Linked DNA regions of Mus musculus: all the other regions are linked to region 2. Evidence: chromatin contacts called from ENCODE Hi-C or POLR2A ChIA-PET data. All regions are on one chromosome and are shown on one strand. Each heading gives the region's core, a stretch centred on a gene start or an enhancer-like site at or near the end of the contact. The rest is flanking DNA. Distances are from core to core; before and after follow the strand shown.

Evidence for each region. A loop is a pair of places that touch in the nucleus more often than their neighbours do. ChIA-PET counts read pairs that join two places held with the same protein, here RNA polymerase II (POLR2A).
Region 1: a map of heart shows a loop between it and region 2 (5-fold over the local background). The contact joins the promoter of Trim16 here to the promoter of 2410006H16Rik in region 2. A Hi-C loop is called at or near these places in 1 of 37 maps with a recorded cell type or tissue (heart). POLR2A ChIA-PET finds 5 or more read pairs at or near these places in 2 of 5 experiments (Patski and embryonic stem cell).
Region 3: POLR2A ChIA-PET joins it to region 2 with 15 read pairs in Patski. The contact joins the promoter of Zfp287 here to the promoter of 2410006H16Rik in region 2. POLR2A ChIA-PET finds 5 or more read pairs at or near these places in 4 of 5 experiments (Patski and embryonic stem cell).

Annotation. Positions count from the first base shown.
Region 1 is chr11:62,818,181-62,822,439 of GRCm38, reverse strand. Trim16 (tripartite motif-containing 16) reads right to left here and starts at 2,187. Exons shown (of 6, transcript NM_053169.2): 1 at 1,441-2,187. The coding sequence starts at 1,935.
Region 2 is chr11:62,599,878-62,604,208 of GRCm38, reverse strand. 2410006H16Rik (RIKEN cDNA 2410006H16 gene) reads right to left here and starts at 1,332. Exons shown (of 5, transcript NR_030738.1): 1 at 1,186-1,332; 2 at 927-974; 3 at 563-612. Snord49b (small nucleolar RNA, C/D box 49B) reads right to left here and starts at 1,123; the gene lies at 1,061-1,123. It overlaps Snord49a (small nucleolar RNA, C/D box 49A), which reads right to left and starts at 749; the gene lies at 688-749. It overlaps Trpv2 (transient receptor potential cation channel, subfamily V, member 2), which reads right to left. Exons shown (of 15, transcript NM_001382489.1): 15 at 3,906-4,100. The coding sequence ends at 4,012.
Region 3 is chr11:62,730,528-62,734,809 of GRCm38, reverse strand. It overlaps Zfp287 (zinc finger protein 287), which reads left to right and starts at 2,914. Exons shown (of 6, transcript NM_133208.3): 1 at 2,914-3,143.

The sequences.
Region 1 (4,259 bases), core at 938-3,437, 220 kb before region 2:
TAATAAGATGGTGTTCCAGAAGCTTCCATGCCTCGCTCATCAACTGCGTAACTTTGAACAAGTACAACAGAGACCTTCAGAGCCCTCACCTAATAATTACTGAAATATCAGATGGGAAAATCCACACCAAAAAATATTTTCAAGTTGGGTGGGTCCCTTTCCTTTGATGTATTTGTTGATTGCCATACTTTCCGTATAGGACATCCCTTGATACTAGAAACACTGGAAACAGTTGACAAGTGGCTTCCTGGGCCGGAAATGGTGACTCATTAGCATCTGGAGTGTCGAACTCTGCAGAACTACACCCATCCAGGACTAGAGAGAGTCTACCTCTGGTACAGGAACAAAAGAAATACCCTGGTTAGGAAAGTTCCTTGCCCAGATACCACTTTCCTTTACTGCCCAGGAACACATGCCACAGAAAGGCTCTGGGTGTGCCAACCAACAGTGCAAAGAGGGAACTGCCTTGAGCGTGAACCAGGACCTGTGTGTGGGCGGAGTCAACCTTACTTCCTACTGGGGAAACTCAAAGTGGGAGAAACTCAAAGTGGGAAAGCTGCGGGGGTCCACCCCCAATGTCTCATCCAGGATCTTGGCTTCCAGATAAAGGCAAGCAGTGCTTCAGAAATGACTTTTTTATCTGATAAAAGTAAAATTTCAGACTTCGAGCACAGTGTTTCTCAGGTGCTCCTGCCAGCCTATCCCGTAAGGAACCTTTATTCTCCAGTAAGTTAAGTCGCCCTTGGCATTAACTTCCGTGTGCGTTTCAAATTCTGTTATCTTGGCAGTTTTTGTTTTGTTTTGTTTTGTTTTACTTGAATGCAGCATTTTGTGTTAGCTTCTTTTGTGGTTTTGCGATTCAAAAAAAAAGAAAGGAAGGAAGGAAGGAAGGAAGGAAGGAAGGAAGGAAGGAAGAAAGAAAGAAAGAAAGAAAGAAAGAAAGAAAGAAAGAAAGAAAGAAAGAAAGAAAGAAAGAAAGAAGTTAAGAAAGAGAGGAAGGAAGAAAAGGAGAAATGAAGTCTGAGGTTTCTTCTTTTCCCTTGGACTTCTGCCAAGGTTTTCATGGGTTGATATATGCCTCACAGATCCTGCCAGAGGGAAATACCACACTCCTGAGGCTAACCTTCTACAGCACACACCCAAATGCACATTACTAAACTCTAACTAGAAACAGCAGGAAATTCCTATGCCTGGCAGAGACAATAGAGACCGCACAGCAACAGGGACACTGAGATGGGGACAGTGACCCACTTTTGTTTCCAAAGCCAGCGGCTATAGATACTTACAGCGAACCAACACCCAGGCACTACCGCTAAAGTTCTCCTCTGTTGACTCGGAACAAACTGGCATCAACAGAGCCACAAATGCAGCATGTGTGACCTCTCCCTGGGGACACCTCCTCCCACTGGTCCCTCCCAGGCGACAGACCCCACTACTCACCTCTTTGTTCCTGCGGGCTGCATCCAGGGAGACAGTACTGTCGCCTCTGTGTTCACCCTCCCCGCATTCCTGGCAGATACACTGCTGGTGCGTGTGGCAGAAGGAAACCAAAGGGCTGTGGTGGGCAGGGCAGGTGCGTAGATCCTGGTCCTTTGCGGGTTCGGTTAGCTGGTGGCTGTGCAGTTTGCTGTTCTCCTGGTGTGGCCGCAGGTGCTCCTCACAGTAGTTCACCATGCAGGTCAGACAGGATTTCACTGCCCTTACTCTGCTGGCCCCAAGACAGAAGTCACACAAGATCTGATCCTCTTCACCAGGAGCCCCGACCTCTGCGGGGTCATGACCCTGCTCCTGGGTTTCCTCACCTGACTTGCTGAGAGGGTCCGCATCTTCTTTTTCTGCTGGGATAGCTGACACAGGGTCTGGGCCGAGAGGGGCCAAAGGGTGAGCAGTGACCCCGGTCAGAGGCCCCGGGGCAATCAGATCCAATTCAGCCATCTGGTGGAGGCTCTGCGGACTAAGGACTAAGGCGTCCTTCCTCGCGGTCCCTTGGCTCAGGATCTGAGTAGCCCAAGTCAAACCAGAGAGCCACGCCTAGCAGATTGCAGCTGCCCTGAGACATTAACTGTTTCCTCCCTCCCGAGGAAGCTCAGTTACTCAGACAGGACGAGGCTCCTCCAGATTGGCTAGTAGCCAGCCACAGTGACAAGGCTCAGAACTGCCTTGCCACTTGGCTCCTGTGTCTGTTCCTTGGCTCAGGCTTCTCATTCTCATTCCTAGCCCAGCCCTGAAACTTCTATTCTTACGGGACTCATTCACGCACACCCCATAGGCTCTTCCGGAGACCACGTGTGCCTGTGGGACTGGAAAAAAGGGCAAGATTCCTGAGCTCTATTGTAAGCCTCTGCGGCTTTGAGCGGTCCCACAAGCCATATTTTGCGGTGGATCTCTCTCTCTCTCTCTCTCTCCTTCCTCCATCCCTCCCTCTCTCTCCCCTCCCCCTCCCCTTCTCTCTACTCCATATATTTTTAAAGGGGTCCAAAATGTAAGGACTTTGATAATAGGGCAGCTGCTAATCCTAAATGAGCCACCAGCTTGGTCCTACCACCACCACCACAAAACCTGACATACAGACAGACAGACAGACATAGTCAATCTAGCTTTATCTGCTTTTAATAACTTGCTTTTATCAGACTTTTGTTTTATTTTAGTCGTGTGTGTGTGTGTGTGTGTGTGTGTGTGTGTGTGACAGAGTTTGACATCTAGTGTCTTTCTTAATTGCTCTCCACCTCATTTCATGAGAGAGGACCTCACAGTGAACCTGGAACACGCTAGGTCACCTAGCGCAGCAGGCCAGCAAGTCAGAGGGATATTCTAGACTCTTGCCCCAGTGCTGGGGTTACAGATAAGCACCATTGCATGGCTGCAGGTGGCCATGCACACCTAGCAAGCACTTTACCCACTGAACCGTCCTCCTAGCTCCACTTCTGGTTGACTTTTAAAACTCACTCATGTGAGAAGCCACCCAGTGGACAGGGCCCTGGCCTTCCACTCTCTGCCATAAACCTCTAACATGTGGGCTTTGATGATAACAGTTGTCTGGCTTGCTTCTCCGAAACTTGATGGCCTTTTGTTGAAATTGACTCATCTGGACCTGAGCAGGTAACTAGTGGGTGACCTTTTGGCATCAGAAGACCAAAACTTCTGCCCTCAGAACATTCTAACACTGACCTGTCCTGAACATGCATCCCACGAAGAGCCATGAGGACCGATTATGGTCCTCTCAGCCACCCTTCCCTATCTCATAAATCCTCACCAGACCCCACCCTCCAGGAAGTGGATCTAACTGTGCTTCTCCCCTTCCATGCTCAGCTCAGCTGCCTTCAAATATGATTTTTCTCTTTTGCGAAACGCATGGTCTCTGTGTTTGCCACCCTGTGCAAGCATCCTGGTTCTGAAACCACAGAAATTGATGGATGTTTATAACCCTGACCCTCCAGTGTCCGCTTCTAGGGCATTCCAGGAGCTGGCTGAGAATGGGCACAGGAAGGGGCCATCGGGTAGAAGAGGGAAGGCACTGTCCCCTTCCACATACAGCTCTCTCCAGCCTTTCTAGGCCCCGTATCTTACTCTGTGATCTCCACGAAGAGACAGTTGCTAAACTAGCCCCACATCCAGCTAATAAAACTGTTCCTAAATGAGGTGCCCTCATTTTCTCAGGCTGTCCTTACAAAGTGCCACAGACTGACTGACTTTGATGACAGGAGTTAATTTCCCGACACCTCTGCAAGGGTGAGCTCCCACGCGTGGAGATGCCGTGGCCTTCTTCTGAGACCGCACTCCTTGGCTTGCCCTCCCGTCCTTCATGCCGTCTTCCCTGTGCTTGTCTGTGTCCTGATTGCTTCCTTTAGACATCAGTGAGGCTGAACTAGGGGACCATCCTACCTCATTTTTTTTCTTAATGACCTGTTCAAAGACCTACCTCCAAAAGCAGTCATGCTCTGAGGTAATGGGGGGTTATGACCTCAGTGTGTGAATTTGGAGGGTGAGGAGGGGGATGAAGCTCATGGCTAGAGGATGGGATGAGAAGCAAGTGGTTCCTGGGGGGAAAGAGCTCTTCCAGACGTGGCGTACCTCTGGACTTTAGGACTGAGATTAGTCTAATATGGCACCACCATGCATCTCTGTTTCCTTGGGGTAAACTAGACAGACCCGGGGATATTTCTTGGCAGAACTTGTCAAAAATCCAAGAAATCCACAGGCTTCTCAGAATCATAGTATACAAAAGGCTGCAAACTCATCCCAGATGCAGCCCTGCATTA
Region 2 (4,331 bases), core at 83-2,582:
AAGTATTTTTCAAATTACTAAAATACATTTACAACTAGCCAAACCAGCCCAACTGGGTTCAATTGTAAGACCACATTAACTGAAAATTTTAAGACCCAAGTTAATGGACTAGAAGGTCTAAGTTCTTAGAAGACCAGGTTTGACTGCCAGCACTAATTGTGGCTCACAACCACCTAAGTCCGGTGCCATTTTTTTCTAGCATCAAGACAGCAAACACACACAAAAATGGCTCTATAGGGGGCTGGAGATGGCTCTGTGGTTAAGAGCACCGACTGCTCTTCGGAAGGTCCGGAGTTCAAATCCCAGCAACCACATGGTGGCTCACAACCATCCGTAATGAGATCTGATGCCCTCTTCTGGTGCATCTGAAAACAGCTACAGCGTACTTAGATATGATAAATCTTAAAAAAAAAATGGCTCTACAGTAAGAGCTGTGCACTGTTGCCTTACTTAACCACCCCCATCAGCTACAACCAGTATTGAGTACAGGCAAAACTGATGCTCATACATGAACACTCTAGCTCAAATCAAAACGGTCTAAAATCCCAAGCTGAAAGCTTACCTCATGGGAGGCCACAGCTGTTGGCAATCTTCCACTCTTAAATCCCCAACCTAGAAGTACAGCAGTTGTTAAAAGTCCAGCCCAAGTTAAACCTAAACCCCAGCCACCGGTGTGGGCTTGACTGCAGTCAGCCAGGAGCAGTTATCGTCAGTTATCGACTCTGACGGCACTTCCTACTTAGTCATCTCATCACAGCAGTCAAGCTTTCTGCTGTCCTCCAACTAGTAGTTCCAGCCACTAAATGGAGACACGTCTTAAATTTATGTATGTGCCCACATGGGCCAGGGTATGTTGGGAGTCCCTGGAGCGAAAGCTACACAGCCTCTTGTCTATGAACCCCACCTGATACTCCAGAAACCCTTACCTCATGGTGGGATGATACTGCTCCTATTCCACGTTGTCAACGTCCCGTCTGAAAGGTTAGAAGAGTAAGAGTCATGAGGGGCAATTAGAACACTTGTGTTCAGCACTGGGTCGCCGAGGCTTAAACGACTGCAGTCAGCTAACTAGGGATGTCGTCAGTTGTCGCATCGGACGGCACTTCCTTTTTTTTCTAGTTTCATCATCATTGCAGCCGACACCCCGCCCACGCGCGGCGCCCCGCGATGCAGACCTCGACTTACCAGGCTCCCCTAGATCTGTGCAGCGCACAAGGCGGAGCTGAGAGGCTGGGCCCGGGCTCAGCATCGCTCCAGACCGTCACCAGCAGGCCACGGCGAAGGGACCAGCTCAACGAGCGAGAAGAGCACGATCCCATGATGGCCGCAGAGAAAGACGGCGCGTGAGCGCCCTCCTCTTAAGGGCTAGGAATAGACCACTCCTCACCCCAGGGAGGTGAGGGCGGCAAAGGCTCACGGGAACTTCCAGCGGCCCGCCTCGCGACCCAGGCCTCCCCCGTTCTGTTGAGCGAGTGGTCTCCCCCGCCCCGGGGGATTCTGGGTAGCGAAGAGCGCGCGAGCTCCAGCGCGCCTGCGTGTTGGGTTAAGCGCGGACTCGACATCCTTTCCGCGGTTTTCCGTCCTCGTTGTCTTCCCTGACTTATTAGTCCTTTGTGAACGTGTGTAGTGTGTGAAATGTGTAGTCAGACCTGACAGTGCAGGCCTGTAATCGTAATCGATTAGGAACCCGACGCAAGAATTCGAGTCCAGCCTGGGCAATTTAATGAGCCCCTGTCTCTATTTTAAATTTAAAAAAAAAAAAAAAAAAGCGGGCCTATATAATCTAACTGGGTGGTGGAGAGCCTGGCTCATCTACGCTAACACACACGAAACCGCGTTCAAAGACAAACGCTGTTACAAAAGTGTAATGATTGGGGCCGTTCTGCACCCCATTATTTTTACAACATATCCACGGAGTCTCTCAAGGCCCTATGCAGACGGCCCTCATCACATTCCTTAGAGAACTGTAGAATCAAGAAGAGCTCTTGATCCATTTCCATTGCCCCCTGCTCTTTCCACTTCTGACTGGAGAGACTTGCATCGGGCATAGGTAATAGAAAACTGCTAATGCTATGCCTTCAGTATATGAGTATGTTTGATTTTCTCAAGGGTTGGGGATGCAGTGTTTCCCTAGCAAACATGAAGTTCTGAGCTCCATCCCCAGCACCTCATAAACTGGACATTGTGACAAACTCCCAAGCTCTGGGTATGTGGAGGCAGCAGAATCAGAAGTTCAAGGTCATCTTCAGCTATGAGGTCAGCCTGGGATATGTGAACCTGAAGACTAGAGTAGGGTTCTTGTGAGTTCAAGACCAGCCTGGCCTACGGAATGAAATCCTGTCTCAAAACACCTCAGTGCAAAATCTGTTGAGCTAGTATATATGATATGCTGGGTTCTACCCAGCAACACACACATAAGTGCTTGCATGCACTTCTTATGCAAATAGGCTGAGGAGGCAACTCATTTTGACAGAACTAGACAGGTGGTCATGAGACTGCAATCTTGGTGGTCTGAGGAATAAACAGAATTTTGATGGAGGGAGGGAAGTCCAGGCCAAAACATTCTTAAAGGGAATAAGATAATTTCCCTTGGAGCCAAATATGCTTGACCATGGCCAGGAACACAAGATTCATGGGTCCCCAAATACCATGTTCTATATTGGAAGTGTCTTGGGTTTTTGTTTGCTTGGTTGGTTGGTTGGTTTTGGTTTGGTGCCGTTTTCGAGACAGGTGCTGTTTTCTGTGTAGCACTGGCGGTCCTGGAACTTGCTCTGTAGACTAGGCTGATCTTGAACCTGGAGATCTGCCTGCCTCTGCCTCTCGAGTGCTGGGATTACAGGCATGTGCCACCACCATTGCCTAACTTGTTACAGAACAAGGAAAGTCATTTGGTGGGGACCTCAATTGGCAAGTTACAGTAAAGATGAGGACTCTGTTGTAGGTTTCAGGTGCTGCCCAATGATGTTTTTAGCTTTTGAATGTGTGGAAATTAGTGGCCTGTCAAGAATAGTAATATAAGGTTTTCATAGTCACAAGGATGTTAACTCGGGGGCAAGGGATATGGATGGCTTCAAAGGGACCAAAAATAGTCCAAAATAATTTAGCTCTGGTTTGAACACTAATTTCAATCTTGAGTCATTTGGCCTTGAATCTTTAACAGAGGTGCAGCTCTCCCTTGCCCTCCCCCTTCTGGGAGTTTCAAGTTGCAGAAACATCTAGCAAACGCCAAGTCAAAGAGCCAAATATGAAGCCCTTCAGGCTTTGTGAATAATTAAGAAAAAGTACTAAGGACTTTTCATCAAACTCCCCTGAAAACAAAAGGAGTACAGGGTTGGGTGGGTCTGGAACTCATGGGCAAAAAAACAAAAAAAGAGCACAAGGCCGAGGATACTGCTCTCAGACCCAAAGAGTTCAGAGGTGGGCTTGCTTGTCTTATGTCAAGAAGGTCCTCTGGCTTTCCTGCAAAGAGTGGTAAAGAGAAGTGGGAAGCTGAAGCCCAGGTGAGTGAGAGCAACGATCCAGAGCTTCCAGAAGGAGACCGTGATCCTAGAGGTGGGACAGTGGCTTCATTTGTCTTGTGGAAGAGGACAGGAGTAGAATGAGGTGTGGCTGGTGAGGGTTTCTGAGCAGACTAGCCCCTGACCCAGGTTGGCTCTTAGAGACACATGCAAGTACGACCAGAGGCAACGTTCCAGTAATTTTTTTTTTTTTTTTTTTTTTTTTTTGGTTTTTCGAGACAGGGTTTCTCTTTATAGCTCTGGCTGTCCTGGAGCTCACTTTGTAGACCAGGCTGGCCTCGAACTCAGAAATCCACCTGCCTCTGCCTCCCAAGTGCTGGGATTAAAGGCATGCGCCACCACGCCCGGCCCAGTAACTTTTTAAAATAATACTTCTAGAAGACTTGGTTATGCAAAAAATATTTATATTTCCACCAAAATTCAGTAGCCTCGGGTGTGGCTGGCAAAATTCCCTACTCTACCCTGCCAGCCTGCTGCTGCCGCATCTGGACCGTCAGTGGGACTGGAGGACCTGAAGAGGCAGATGGTCTTCCTCTGAGGCACTGTTCTTCCCAGGTTTAGAGGTTGGGTTCTTTTTATAACCTGTAAATAGAACAAGGATCACTGTGACTTTGCCCTCCATGCATCCCCTGGAAGGAGGTGACAGGGAAACAGGAGGGCCACAGCCTTGAGAGCCCACCATGTTGTGGGTATAACAGCAAATCCTGGAACCTCACCTCCCTGCATCCCTCCTCCCAGAATCCCCTGACCCCTCCATGGACCACTCAGGGGTCTCCCCACAGAAACTCAAAGGTCCACAGATTTGACAGGCTC
Region 3 (4,282 bases), core at 1,665-4,164, 130 kb before region 2:
GCTCTTCCCTCCCTCCACCCAGAAAAGGTCCCTGCTGATGACTGCTTCCCTGCTCTGAGTTTGCTCTCCCTCCCCCTTCCTGCCTTCAGGAGAGGTTGGGAAGTGACCACTTGGATGTCTGCGCCCTGCCAGGGGAGGGGGGGTGTCAGCAGGACACCCATGCTGCTGTTGTGCCAAGATTAGCCAGTCCCTCCCTACCCTATCCTGTGTGCTTCCACCTCATCCTCACCCAAAGAATCTATGTGTCAGCTCAGGATGTGGGGCTAATCTTTGTGAGTCCAACACGTGCCTGTATCTCCGCAGTATCCACGAAGCCCAGGCCGATGAGGCCACCCCTGGACTTGATCAGTATCCAACCTTGTCTTCTCCTGTCCCCAATGTTGTCCCCAATGTTGTACGCACAATTAGACTTCTTCTAGCTCCAGTCTGCTGCCTCCTGTTTCATCTCAATAACAGTAACCCGAGCTAAGACAGTCGGAGTATAAACTGGTGCAACAACTACAAAAATAACCATAGAGTTGTCTCAGAAAAACCTCTCATAAAGTTCATATGGAAATGCAAGAACCGTGGATTGCCAAATCGGTTATAAGTAGAAAGACACAAAATTATCACATGACCTAGCTTCAAGATACGCAACAGAGTCATAGTGACAAAAACAAACACACATCAATGAAACATAACAGAGGGTACAGGCATAGACACGCTGTTCAATAAATGGTGCTGGTAAAACTAGATACTCACCTTCAGGATAAAATTATATCCAGATCTCTCATCACAAACCAAATTATCAGTTCAAATGGCATCAAAGGCCCTAGCTTAAAATCACAACTGTTGAAACCGCTAAAGGAATATAGAAGAAAAACTTTGGGATACAGGTTTATGCAAGAAATTTCTGAATGGCACAGAAACTAGACTCAGAAATTGACAAACTGATCCTCAACCTTCCTAATGTTGTGAAACTTTATTATAGTTACTCATGTTGTGGTGACCCCACCCCCAACCATAACATTATTTTCATTGCTACTTCATAACTGTAATTTTGCTGCTGTTATGAATCATAATGTAAATATCTGTGTTTTCCAATGGTCTTAGGCAACCTTTTGTGAAAGGGTCATTCAACCTCCAAAGGGTCACAACTCAGGTTGAGAACCACTAGTCTGGACTATATACAGAACTGTGCAGAAATTAAACACCAGGCAGTAAATGGGCCAATGAACTCGATTCTCAATAGAAGACATAAAAATGACCAATAACACTTTTTAATGTGTTTGACTTCCTTAGCCATCAGAAAAACACTACTTTGAGATTCTATCTCACTCCAGTCAGAATAGCTATTGGAAGAAAACAAACGTCAACAAATGCTTTTAAGGTTGCAGAGAAAGAGGCTACCTTATCCATGGTTGGTGAGCATGTAATGTGCTTCAGGCACTATGGAAATCAATGCAGAGGCTTATCAAATAAAAATAAAAATAAAAAATAAGGCAGGTGGATTACTGAGTTCGAGGCCAGCCTGGTTTACAGAGTGAGTTCCAAGACAGCCAGGGCTACACAGAGAAACCCTGTCTCAAAAATAAAAAAATAAATCTTCCATATGACCTGACTATACCACTCCTAGGCACACACCTAAAGGCATCTGCACTTTACTGTGCATGTGCTTGTACATCTGTGTTTGTTGTTACTCCTTTCACAAGCACAAGGAACATGAGTCAGCTTAATGTCCATCAACATTAATTACTGCCCTGATCTTGACTTCTTTTCTCCTACTACTGACTGGTTGGTATTTCACACTTATTTTCAAAGCTGTACATAATAATGTTATTTATTTTTCTTAGAATTTACTTAATTGTGTGTGTGTGTGTGTTGTGTATGCGTATCACAGGAGACTGTGGAAGTCAAAAGTGGCATCAGAGCCGCTGGAACTGGAGTTACAGACTTTGAGTCATCACGTGGGTGCTGGGAACTGAAACCAGAGTCTTTGTATGAATCATAAGCACTCATAACCACTAATCCATTTCTTCATCCTTTTCCTCCTCTCATTATGTAGCCCATGCTAGCCTTGAATGGTTGTGTAGACTAGGCTGGCCTCAAACTTCACAGAGATCCACCTCTCTCCTACTTTTGTGTTTGGTTTTGGTGGCCCAGTGAATCTAACCTGGTTTTTTTGTTTTGTTTTTTTGTTTGTTTGTTTGTTTTGTGAACATAAGCAGGGAAAGAAATCAGTATTTTGAGGAGGGAGGGAGCCCACACAGAAATGCTAAAAAAATTAAAAAACTCAGTGAGTGGAACAGAAAAACAATAGAAACATCACCAATGGACTCAGCCAGGCAGAAGAAAGACTATCAAGGATGGGAGACGAGGTTGACTACTGTACCTAAATTCAAGAAGGACTTTTTAAAATGAGTATTATGATGTCCAAGAAGTTCAGGATGCCATCAAAAAACAAACCAAAGAATCCACAGAACAGAAGGAGCTAAGAGAAATGCTGAAGACAGAGAATTTGTCTGTTAGTTGAATCTGGAGGTCTCAGTGTCGGATTCTAGAGGTGACAATCAGAGCCATTAGGAATTATGCACTACAGTCCATCTAGAAAGAGCACTGTGGGGTTTCCTCCCTACAAGCCACATACTTGATGCCTGTCTATTTCTGCGTTGTAAGAATCCGGCTTTACTCTCCAAATGGTTTCCCAGGTACTGCTATTGCAGCCCTGACATCCAAGTCATCTGCCAGGCCTGTCTCTGCCCAGGTAAACTTTAAAGTTCCGGTCGAAACCTTGTAGCTAACAGGCAAGTCACGGTGATGGGTGGAGGAGGTTGCCATAGAGACAGGTCCAGGGCCTGGGGCTCGGGATGGGAAGGCTCGGGTTCGGCTTCCCATTGGCTCTACGGACGAGCAGCGTTCTCCACTAGCACATGCGCAGTGGCGCCGAGGCGAGGTCGCTGCGAAGCCCGGGAGCTAGGGGTTCCGGCCGGGGCCTCTGGGGACCCGGCTGGAATGAGCGTGTACTGACGGCTCCCGGCTCCTCCCAGGGAGAGAAGCGGTGAAGCTGAGCCCCTGATGCAGCTCTGAGTCGAGCCTGCCACGGAGGCTCCCGCCACGCCGCCGCCATTGTTGCCCGGGCTGCGCCGACGGGGCCCGAGTGACAGGTACTGATGTCCGAGCGCGAATGTCCACGGGGAGGCCGGCCCGGGGCAGGCTGGGAAGGGGAGGCGGCTGGAGGCAAGGCGGGCGCATCTCCTCAGGGCATGCATGACTATGGATGAGCTAGGCTGGGAGTTGGAGCCCCAAACAAGTACGTGTGGGTTCTTCTCCGTGTCAGGATACTTGTGAGGTTGGCTTTGAGAGAGGTGGATAGTGCTTTCGGTTTACACTTGAGGAAGCTCCTGAGACGGCCTCCAATCACAGCCTAACAGGCTTGTCTTCTCTGCTCCGGGAATAGAGCAAACTATGCAAGGCAGATAAATAGATCGCCTTGGCCCCGCCCCTATGAGATTGTTTGGAAACCTCCAGTTTGTCCCAGTAATCACAAATTTGCTCTGTTGCTGAGAACATCCGGAATATTAGTGACTTGGATATTGAAACATTTCTTTCTGCAAGGTGATAAGTTTTCAACAAGTTAGAAATTAACCATTCTGCTCATGGTTCCTTAAATTATTGCTTCTAACACCACCATCAATAAACACACATCGTGTGTGTGTGTGTCTAGGATGAATGTATTCTAAATTCAAGGATAGAGGAAAAGAAGACCAGGGTAAATTCTGTGTGTTTATCCTGCACTCTGAGGAGTCTGCTTCTGTGTGTATGAGGGGTAGCAGAGAACACCAAAAATGCTTGAGCTGATGGGCCATTCTTGTGCTGGATAGTTTTATGTCACCTTGACACAGCTATGGTCATCTTATAGAGGAAATGCCTCTATAAGACTGAGAGCTACTTCCTGCCTCCAGGTTCCTGCCCTGTTTGAGTTCCTGCCCTGACTTCCTTTGATGATGAACAGTGATGTGGAAGCACGAGCTAAATAAACCCTTTCCTCCCCAGATTGATTTTTAGTCAAGGTGTTTCATCACAGCAGTAGTAACCCTAACTGGGACAAAAATTGGAACCAGAAGTAGGGTATTGCTGTCACAGTCCTGGCCATGTTGTTATGGGAAGATCGTAGAAGGACATTAGAACTTTAGGCTAGAAAAGTCGTTGAGTGTTGGAAGCTCAGTGAGCTATTCTGTAGGAGCTAGGAAGAGAAGGATGTTAAGAGCAGGAGAGAAACGCAAACTTGGCCTTTTGTGTGAAG